2 separate regions of the Homo sapiens genome follow, and region 2 is linked to region 1. The links are chromatin loops, found by intact Hi-C in ENCODE. Cell type or tissue: IMR-90. All regions are shown on one strand. Links, peaks and the distances in the headings refer to the core of each region. The heading gives the core; the rest is flanking DNA.

Evidence for each region. A loop is a pair of places that touch in the nucleus more often than their neighbours do. Peaks named below come from ENCODE experiments on the same cell type or tissue, not always from the same donor. Only the 100,000 strongest peaks of a DNase experiment are listed, where the experiment ranks them.
Region 2: a loop joins it to region 1, with 9 times the contacts of the local background. A loop is called at or near these places in 1 of 110 quality-filtered maps.

Annotation. Positions count from the first base shown.
Region 1 is chr10:36,347,596-36,352,987 of GRCh38, forward strand. No RefSeq gene overlaps it. Among named protein-coding and RNA genes, the nearest start is that of LINC02630, 450 kb to the left of the region's middle. In IMR-90, for the core only: no CTCF peak of the experiment used is centred there; a DNase peak (open chromatin) is centred at 2,306.
Region 2 is chr10:36,754,152-36,759,543 of GRCh38, forward strand. No RefSeq gene overlaps it. Among named protein-coding and RNA genes, the nearest start is that of ANKRD30A, 370 kb to the right of the region's middle. In IMR-90, for the core only: no CTCF peak of the experiment used is centred there; no DNase peak of the experiment used is centred there.

The sequences.
Region 1 (5,392 bases), core at 257-5,256:
CGCTCTGTCGCCCAGGCTGGAGTGCAGTGGCCCGATCTCGGCTCACTGCAAGCTCTGCCTTCCGGGTTCACGCCATTCTCCTGCCTCAGCCTCCCGAGTAGCTGGAACTACAGGGCGCTGCCACCATGCCCAGCTAATTTTTTTTTTTTTTTTTTGTATTTTTAGTAGAGACGGGGTTTCACCTTGTTAGCCAGGATGGTCTCGATCTCCTGACCTCGTGATCTGCCCGCCTCGGCCTCCCAAAGTGCTAGGATTACAGGCATGAGCCACCGCACCCAGCCAAAACTCCTGCTTTCATTCTTATATCTGTCTATCCTATTATACCTCTTGCCATATAAGAAATTTCCCTTGTTAGTTTTGTGTCCATATTTTCACTTTTCTTTTTGCAGTTATAAGTACACATGAACATGTGTTCTTATTTTCTACCTGTTTTACATAAATGATAGCTTACCGTCTTGACTTAGGCACCTTGCAGCTCCTATAGATCTTTCCCTGTAGGTATATGGAGAACTTCAGTTATCTCTATGACTGCATATATTTCTGTGTGTGGAAAGACTGTAGTTTATGTAGTCATATAAAGAAAGACAATTCCTTTACAATATTTTGTACACCCAATTCTTCCATGATAACCTCGTGCAAATGTTAATTTGTATATTTGAAATTATGCATTTATGATAAATTCCCAGAAGTGGTATTGCTGGGTGAAAGACTAAATCCATTAATAATTTTGAAAAATGTTATCCTTTTACTGATCTTAACATTTTGTAATACCACCAGAAATAAAAGCATGTTTTCCTTCTTTATACTGGTGTTCTGTTTTTTTGTTTGTGTGTTTGTTTGTTTAAGTTCTGGGATACGTGTACAGGATGTGCAGATTTGTTACACAGGTAAACATGTGCCATTGTGGTTTGCTGCACTTATCAAACTATTGCATACCTATTAAACCCAGCAAGCATTAGTGATTTATCCCAATGCTCTCCCTCCCTAGTTTTCTGTTTTATCAAACATTTAAATTATTGATAGATGAAAAAATTATAGTGTTAGTTTTAAACTATTAGTTTTAGTTTTTCATCATAGTTTAGTTTTGATAAGTTTAGTTAAACTTATAAAAAAGATTAAGCATATTTTTTACATGTTTCAAATGTTGGCTCTTTTTCTGGAAAATTATTTATCCTGATCTTTGCTTATTGTTGCATAGGGTTCCTCCTTCTTCCAAATTTTTAGAGCTTGTCATACATTAGAGCTTTTTAGACATTAGTCCTTTATGACAGGAGTTTTTATTTTTTAAAAACATTTTGTTGTCCCTCTTTTTATTTACTAATAGTGTTTTTTTTGTTGTTGTTTCATGTGGAGTTTTTTTGGCAGTTTCATGTTTTGCATTTTGTTTTATCTTATTTTACCTGTGCACTTATTTTGGATTTTTAGGTGGTTAAATTTTTCAGTCTCTTTTCCCCATGGCCTAAATTTAATCTTTCTAATGAAAATTCTGCATACTAGAGTATTTTAAATATTTTCTCTTTCATAAATATCCTCTCAGAATAAGGCCCTTTTGATGAAAGATAGTGCTATCTCATTCTGAAAAGAAGCATGGCAAATCTCTAATTTACTTATAGTTTAATATCATATTTCCCCTTAAATGAAAATGTTAATACCATAAGCCCTTGGGATTTGACTATTTCAATATCTAATCCCACATATACTGTATGAAGCTTTTCATGATCATGAATATTTGATGAATCTATATGCTTTTTCAGATACAGAAGTGAATATCAATTCCAAATGGTCTAAAAGAGTTCCCTTGGAAGATTAATATAGCTTAGAATTTCTTATATTGAACTACAGGAGACCATCTGGGAATATATGTGGATATATACCTCATGTGTTCATAGTAGAGAGGCTAAGAACTATAGGAATGGTATCATATATGTTAGTTTAATCATTGCATCACTTTATATTCGATACACAAGTTGTAATAACTTGAGGTCGGTAACAATCAGGAACATTGCTGTCTGCTCTGGGCAGCTGGTACAGTAGTGTGTGCCGCTCTTTGTGGTAACAATCAAACAGTTTTCTTATTCCAAATCAGCTGCCTTGGGTTAAAGTCTGAACATGTCTTAAACTCTGCATGTCAGGAGTGTTTAGGACAACTCTATCATTCATTTAGCTAGTACTGATACTGCTCCCCGGCGGGGGGATTCAGAGCTAAGCTCCAAGGCTCCAGCTCTAATTGGAGAAATTGCTGATAAATTCCCACAGCATTCCATTTAGATGCGTATTGCAGTTCTGTTGTGAGTGTTCTCTGCCCTGCTCCCACACAATGACAGCCCTGCTGGTATAACCCTGTCCTATGGGAGCTGCTGCTGTGGGTGGTGTATCTTTAGACCGATTGGATAGAGTCAGACTTTTCTTGTTAGTCTCAGAGGAGACATTCTCCCGTTTGTTTCTTATTTTGCAGGAATCATGGACCAGGCAAAGAGATGATAAACGTTTACAGTAAGCCTTCTTACATGAAGAGAAAATGCACATCCTACAAACATTGCTTTAATTTTTTATGTTAAATTACTTGGAGAAGGCATGTCTATCACAGATGCAGACCCTTGGCTTCCTTCACTGCCCATAAAAAGCTCTTCAATCGCTCCTTGAGGCATCCATTTTTTCCCTACTATGAACTCTTTATTTCTTCATGTTAGTTAACAAATATAACTTCAACATATGCTTTTCTATTTTTCTTTTACCATCTTGACAGATCTCGTCCCTAATTCATTAGTTTATTCGTCAATTAAACCTCCATTTTGTATGGACTGTATACCAGGAACGGCTAGGCTCTGTTTAGGTTCTGTGACAACTTAGAGAATAAAACCCCACCCCTATCTTTAAGGTGTCCACAGTGAGTGTGGGAAACACCCACATAAAGAGTCAATAATGCAACCATATAGCAGTTCATTGAGGTGGGCGTTAGTGACAGAGTCTCGCTCTGCCACCTAGGCTAGAGTGCAGTGGCGCGATCTCGGCTCACTGCAACCTCCGCCTCCTGGATTCAAGCGATTCTTCTGCCTCAGCCCCCCGAGTAGCTGGGACTACAGACACAAGCCAGCACACCCGGCTAATTTTTGTATTTTTAGTAGAGATGGGGTGTCACCACATTGGCCAGGATCGTCTCAGACTCCTAGACCTCATGATCTGCCCGCCTCGGCCTCCCAAAGTGCTGGGATTACAGGCGTGAGCCACCGCGCTCGGCCCGGATTCGGATGTTAGTTTTTAAAAGTCATATTGAGATTGGGTGCAGTGGCTCACGGCTGTGATCCTAGTGCTTTGGGAAGCAGAGGTGGGAGGATACCTTGAGGCCAGGAGACTAGCTTAGCCTAAGCAGCATAGCAAGACCTTGTCTCTACTAAAAATTTAAAAGATTAGCTGAACATGGTGGTGCATGCCTGTAATCCTAGCAGCTTAGGAGGCTAAGGCGGGAGGATCACTTGAGCCCAGGAAGTTGAGGCTGCAGTTAGCCATGATAACACCACTGCATTCCAGCAGGGGCAACAGTGGGACCCTGTTTCTAAAAGTAAGTAGGTAGGTAGGTGGATAGATAGATAGATAGATAGATAGATAGATAGATAATAGAAATATTGTATTATTGGGTTGAAGTAATTTATTCCTGGATAGTTTGCCTGACTATTCTGAAATCACTGGAGACTCACCAACATGTAACATAAGCCAGTTGACAGGAATCTGGCCTAGGTCCTGGCTCCTGGATACTTTGCTTCTGGGGATTTTCATCATGTTACTGGAGGCAGCTTGGGCAGCGATCTCACCCTTGGCATGCTGGGAACCCTCTCTAATATGCAGACTTGCACTTACTTGCCAGGCATATTTTTAAAGACTTTATTGTATTCTTATTTCTGCTTGGGCATGCTTGACATTTCTTTTCCTGAAACTCCTGGGCCACTTGTTCTTAGTTGCGTTTATTTTGTATTTAACAATTGCTTGCTACTTGTCTTATTTTACAGTGCTGTATATTCTTCTTGTCCCTTGGATGCAAGTATGTTTTAATAGAAGAACTGAGGTCTTAGGCGCTCAGGACATAGATATTGAATTAATCATGATAAATGAATCACACCCCGATTTTTACTCTGATGCTGTAATTTACTAGCCACGTTAATGGGAGTAACATAAAACTAGTGAGTCTTTTCCTCCATTACTATTGATATTAATTGATTAATATTATATTAAATTGCAGCTTTTTAGTAACAAGCTACTTTATTCGAGGCATTGTGAAGAGTGCTTTGCATAATTCTCTCATTTTCATGATACTACTACCTATGGTAAAAACCATGTATTAGCTTCTTTTTTTTTTTTTTTTTGAGACGGAGTCTAGCTCTGTCGCCCAGGCTGGAGTGCAGTGGTACGATCTCGGCTCACTGCAAGCTCCGCCTCCCGGGTTCACGCCATTCTCCTGCCTCAGCCTCCCGAGTAGCTGGGACCACAAACGCCTGCCACCACGCCCGGCTAATTTTTTGTATTTTTAGTAGAGACGGGGTTTCACCGTGGTCTCGATCTCCTGACCTCGTGATCCTCCAGCCTTGGCCTCCCAAAGTGCTGGGATTACAAGCGTGAGCCACCACGCCCAGCCACAAATCATGTATTAGTTTCTATAATTGTGTGCTTACTAAATGCCTTGCTAAACTTTCTACATATATCTTTTTATTTAATATTCGCAACAATCCTATAAGTTCAATGTTATAATTTACTTAATGTTATTGATGCAAAAATTGGAAGCATAGTTAAATTTAACTTATTTTCCATAAGTCACATATCTAGCAAGAAAGCCCAATTAAAACCCAGAGCAAGCCCAACTTCATTTAAAAAAGTATTAATAAATGTATTAATAAAAGCAATATACATGTATGTTACATATATTAGAAGAGTGAAAATGAAAATAAAATGCAAATTAAAAGCCTGAACTGTCAGTTTCCTTTCCTAGAAGTCAACACTGTCATGCCAGAAACTCTATGTGCCTAGATAAGAATCCACCTACTCCATATCAATGCATACACATTACTCATGCCACCAATGAGCTCCTACCTTACTAAGTATGTTCAGCAGCTTGCTTTTTTCCTACTTAATATATCTCTAAGGTATTTCTATGTCAGTATATATCTATACCTATATCTATCTATATCTATCTTGTTCTTAACATATGCACCACAATTTTCTACTAACTCAACAAGCTATAATTATTTAACCAGTTCTCTATTGATGGAATTTTAGATTGTTTCAAGTTTTCTTGTCATTTCAAAAAGTGCTGCACTGACCACTGTGATGGACACATCTTTGTACATCTGTGAGTCTCCCTTCCAAAGAAGTTGTCCCCATTTTTACTCCCAACAACATTTAA
Region 2 (5,392 bases), core at 78-5,077, 410 kb after region 1:
GTGAAATCCTGTCTCTACTAAAAGTACAAAAATTAGTGCCTGTAATCCCAGCTACTCAGGAGGCTGATGCAGGAGAATTATTTAAACCTGGGAGGCAGAGGTTGCAGTGAGGCAAGATCGTGCCACTGCACTCCAGCATGGGCGACAAGAGCAAAACTCCATCTAGAGAAAGGAAGGGAAGGAAAGGGAAGGGAAGGGCCGGGAAGGGGAGGGGAGGGGAGAGGGAGGGGGAGGGAGGGAAAGAAGGAAGGAAGGAGGGAGGGGGAAGGAAGGAGGGAGGGAGAAGGAAGGAAGGAAAGAAGGAAAGAAAGAAAGAAAGAAAATGCATGAAGACTGAAAGCAAGAGAAACTGCAAACAACCCACGTGCTCTGGTTGGTATAGTTGGTTCCTACAGGAAATGGGATAGTGATTCTGATATTGATAGAGAATAAATGTATATTGGAACTAGACAGTTAAGCAAATGGATGGCAAATAAGAGATAGGAGCCAGGTTTCTCACTGATAAAGTGGGAGATTACATATAAGCAAGGGGAGGAGGCCAGAATGATCATGTGATAAAGGAATTGAGTCGTAGACATCAGTATGAACTTACTAACACTTACACATATTACACGTAAAAATATTTAGAGTTACGTGTATATACACAGCTTCGTATACACACATTTATTTCCTTGCTCTATAAGCTAAGACGGTCTAGAACCAATGATATGCCAGCAGAAATGAGCATATCTAACACTTAAGTCTTCAATTCTTGAGTTTTTGTTTGTTTTGAAACAGTTTCGCTCTTGTTGCCCTGGCTAGAGTGCAATGGCACGATCTTAGCTCACTGCAACCCCTGCCTCCCGAGTTCAAGCAATTCTCCTGCCTCAGCCTCCCAAGTAGCTGGGATTACAGGCGCCCCCCACCACACAAAGCTAATTTTTGTATTTTCAGTAGAGACAGGGTTTCACTATGTTGGCCAGGCTGGTCTCAAACTCCTGACCTCAGGTGATCCACCCGCTTTGGCCTTCCAAAGTGCTGGGATTACAGGCATGAGCCACTGTGCCCAGCCTAAGTCTTGGTTTTTAATGACTCCAATCAAGCAAACCAGACTCCTTGGAGAAATGACTGATTCTAGAAATGGAAATAGAACAGGAAATAATACATGATCTGCCTGGAACATCTAGTTAGGCCAGAAAGTAAGGAAGTATAAAAACACCACCACCACCAAAACCCATAATGTAAACACTCCCAGTGGCCAAGGCTAGAACATTTGAGCAACAAAATAAATAAAGAAGTATTGGATTATAATCCAAAATATAAAATAAATATCTGTGAGCAAATAGTCATATAAGTACATTTTTGAATAAACAAATAATTGAGAGACGGGACAAATATCCCATGCAGAAGAATTCCAAATAATTTATGTAGACACTTAGCTTTCAAGGAAGTAGAACATAATTTCTTCCTCCTTAAGTGTTCTTTCCAAAAACAATACAGTATGAATAAGGGGCAAAAACAGTAGCTTTACAGGAGAAAAACCTGATGAGCACTACCTTAGACAAGTGATCAAGGTCAACATCAACAGGTGTAAGTCATGTTGATGAGTCTGAGCCTTGATGTGAGATGGTGAAAATGGCACTTCATCTCTGCAGTCTTTCTCCCTCAAACCCCAAACTCCAGTTTAAACATGAAGGGGAAAAAATCCAACATATTAAAAAAAAAAAAAAGTCAGTTTACAAAATTCCTGACCAGTACTCCTCAAAATTCTCAAGGTCATCAAAAACAAGGAGTCTGAGAAATTCTCGTCATCAAGAGGAGCCTAAGAAGATACTGACTAAATGCAGTGTGGTGGTGTCCTAGGTGGAACCCTGGAACAGAAGAAGATTAGATACAAGATAAGGAAGTCTGACTAAAGCAGGGGCTTTAGTTAATAATGTATAAAAATTGATAATGTAACAAATGTAGCAACACTAAAAATAAAGGAAACAGGGTAAGGGGGAAGGGTTATTATATTCATAATATTCATGTAAATTGAAAACTGTTCTTAAAAAGTTTGATAAAAAATGCATTTAGGGATAATTTGTTCTACTGTTTCTCCAAATACATTGTTGACCTAATATAATCAAAAGGGTCAGAATCTAATTTAAAGAGAGTTTATTCAAGTGTGACTTGAACCATTGGGAAACTCCAGCTTGAAAGGAGTCAGTGTTTTGAAGCAGGGAAGTTAAGAGTACATTTATATAGACAGAAACAGGAGGGGTTTTTTTTTGTTTTTCGTTTGTTGTTTTTTTTTTTTCTGAAACGGAGTCTCCCTCTGTTGCCCAGGCTGGAGTGCAGTGAGTGGCTAGATCTCAGCTCACTGCAAGCTTCGCCTCCCGGGTTCTCGCCATTGTCCTGCCTCAGCCTCCTGAGTAGCTGGGACTACAGGCGCCCGGCCACCACGCCTGGCTAATTTTTTGTATTTTTAGTAGAGACGGGGTTTCGCTGTGTTAGCCAGGATGGTCTCGATCTCCTGACCTCGTGATCCGCCCGCCTCGGCCTCCCAAAGTGCTAGGATTACAGGCGTGAGCCACCGCGCCCGGCCAACAGACAGGAGTTTTTAGCAGGACCACATCATTCACACAAGGGTGGCACATAGTTACCACTTTTGTACGGTAACGATGATTGGTTATATGCAGTGTTTCTCTTGAGGAAGGATATATTTACATTTTTTTTTAACAGAAAGTGTAGTAGTCGTGGGTTTTCTGTCTTCTAGTCTAAGCAAAACAACAGAGGGGAAGTTAATCACTAACAAAGATCATTAATTAAGAAGGCAGGAGGTTTTTGTCCCTGATGTCATTTAGTAACCGCATGTGACTCCGATCACAGCCATTTCTCTCTTAATGTGTTATTAGGGGTTCCAACAGCTTTTAAATTTCATTTATTTTCAGAATATCATGGGTTAGTTGTTCCTGAGGATATTATTAAGAATGCATGTGAGGCCAGGTGCGGTGGCTCATGCCTGTAATCCCAGAACTTTGGAAGGCCAAGGCGGGCAAATCACGAGTTCACAAGTTCGAGACCAGCCTGGCCAACATGGTGAAACCCCGTCACTACTAAAAATACAAAAAATTAGCTGGGCATAGTGGCAGACACCTGTAATCCCAGCTACTTGGGAGGCTGAGGTGGAAGAATCACTAGAACCGGGAAAGGGGAGGTTGCAGTGAGCCGAGATCGCACCATTGCACTCTAGCCCAAGCGACAGTGAGACTCCATCTCAAAAAAAAAAAAAAAGAATGCATGTGAGCCACTGAACTGTCTTCTAGGAAACTTTAATATGGATAAGGGAAATTATAAATTTCTAAGTGGATTTATAGGATATAGTGCTTCTAAAAGTATTTAAGATATCAAATCCTGAAACAATTTCAAGAATTAGTGCTCCTTGAAAAACATTTTAGGAAATGCTGATGTTTTCAGCTATTTGCAGATAAGTAAACAGAAATTTAATCACGTAACTTGCCTAAGACATACACTTAAATTGACAAGTCTCTGATGTTGAACCTGCAAACTCTTAGCTTTCATTCTCATGCTCTTTCAATTCTACTTCTGTATTTTATTTAATTTAAAAGTTCGTTGGTGGGCAGTGAGAAAAATGGAAATAAGAGCAAATAAATTCCAGATGAACAGAAAGGATTATTAGCTAATAAGATAAACATAAATATATCAGGAAGGGCGAGGAAATGGAGTTGGAGTATTGGTGATAGACTGGTTCATCATTCTGCTAAACAGATCAGGTCAGTAGAATTTTTTTATTTTAACATTTTTCATTTTATTTTTAGTTGACACCAAATAATGGCTTATATTCATGGGGTAGAAGAGTGATATTTTGATACATGGATACAATGTGAAATCATCAAATCAGGGTAATTAGCATATTTATTGCCTCATTCATTCATCATTTTTTTGTGTTAAGAACATTTAAAATCCTTTCTTCTACCTTTCTGGAAATATATTAATACAATAAAGTATTGTGAACTGTATTCAGCCTGTAGGACTGTAGAACACTAGAACTTATTCCTCCAATCTGGATATAATTTTGTGTCCCTTAACCCAGCTCTGCCTATCTTCCCCCCTCTCTCTCCTTCCAGGCTCTATTAAACATAATTAGTAATTTTTTTCTTTTTTCGTGAGACGACGTCTCGCTCTTGTTGCCCAGGCTGTAGTGCAATGGTGTGATCTCGGCTCACTGCAACCTCCGCCTCCTGGGTTCAAGGGATTCTCCTGCCTCAGCCTCTTGAGTAGCTGGGATTACAGGCGCCTGCCACCACGCCTGGCTAATTTTTGTATTTTTAGTAGAGACAAGGTTTCACCACATTGGCCAGGCTGATCTCGAACTCCTGACCTCAGGTGATCCGCCTGCCTCGGCCTCCCAAAGTGCCGGGATTACAGGCATGAGCCACCGTGCCTGGCCGGTAAAATTTTATATATATTGCATTTACATGCCCAAATCCAATATTCCATCAACATGTCGGCATTTGTAATGCCTAAGTTTAAAATATCAATTTGCTTATATTAACAATTATTTTTCTCTGTATAAACATATAAATACAAAGCATAACTGTTTGTATTTAAAATGTCTTAAATGTACATATAATCTTACAAATTCTAGCTTTGCATTTCTCTCAAATTTCAGTAAGTCTCTGATAAATCATACATCTAACAATTTCATTATGCACTGTTTCTTCTTTTATTGAAGCAACTATTAAAATGACACTTTATCCAGCAGCTTTCTTAGAATAATGACATCAGTGATTATTACTTTCTCCAGTGAAACATAGAATAGGAAATGTCTATAGTCTCACACAAATAGTGCAAAGAATGTCTAGATCTTTAATAGAATCATGCCACTGAATTCTTGACAATGATGATAAAGAAATTAAATTTAAGATACTTAATTTATAATAAAAATGACCAATGACCAACTCAATTTATGTGGGATTATTTATGAGCCACGTACAGCACTATTCATGTTGCCTATTTTACAACAACCTTCCAAATTAATCCTACTTCAGTAGGGTTACTTTACATGAGTAAAGTACTTTGGTTACTTTACATGAGTAACCAAAGTCCTGAATAAGAAAAAGGGAATCTGTCCAAAATCACATAGCCAATATTCACAGCTTTGGAATGCACATGTGTCTGATTCCAAAGCTATTGCACTATCCGTGGCATTGCACTGTCTTATAAAAGATAACCAAATATTTTATGTTTTCTGTTGCTCCCTTTCTCTAAGCATCTCTTTATGAGATGCTAAGCTGGCTAGCTATGCTAAAGATCAGGGAAAATTACCAGTTAGAGATTGTGAGGTTGTTTGTGCAGGCTCAGCATATAACTTCCTTAATTTGTATCTAATGTTGTTTAGATACAAGAG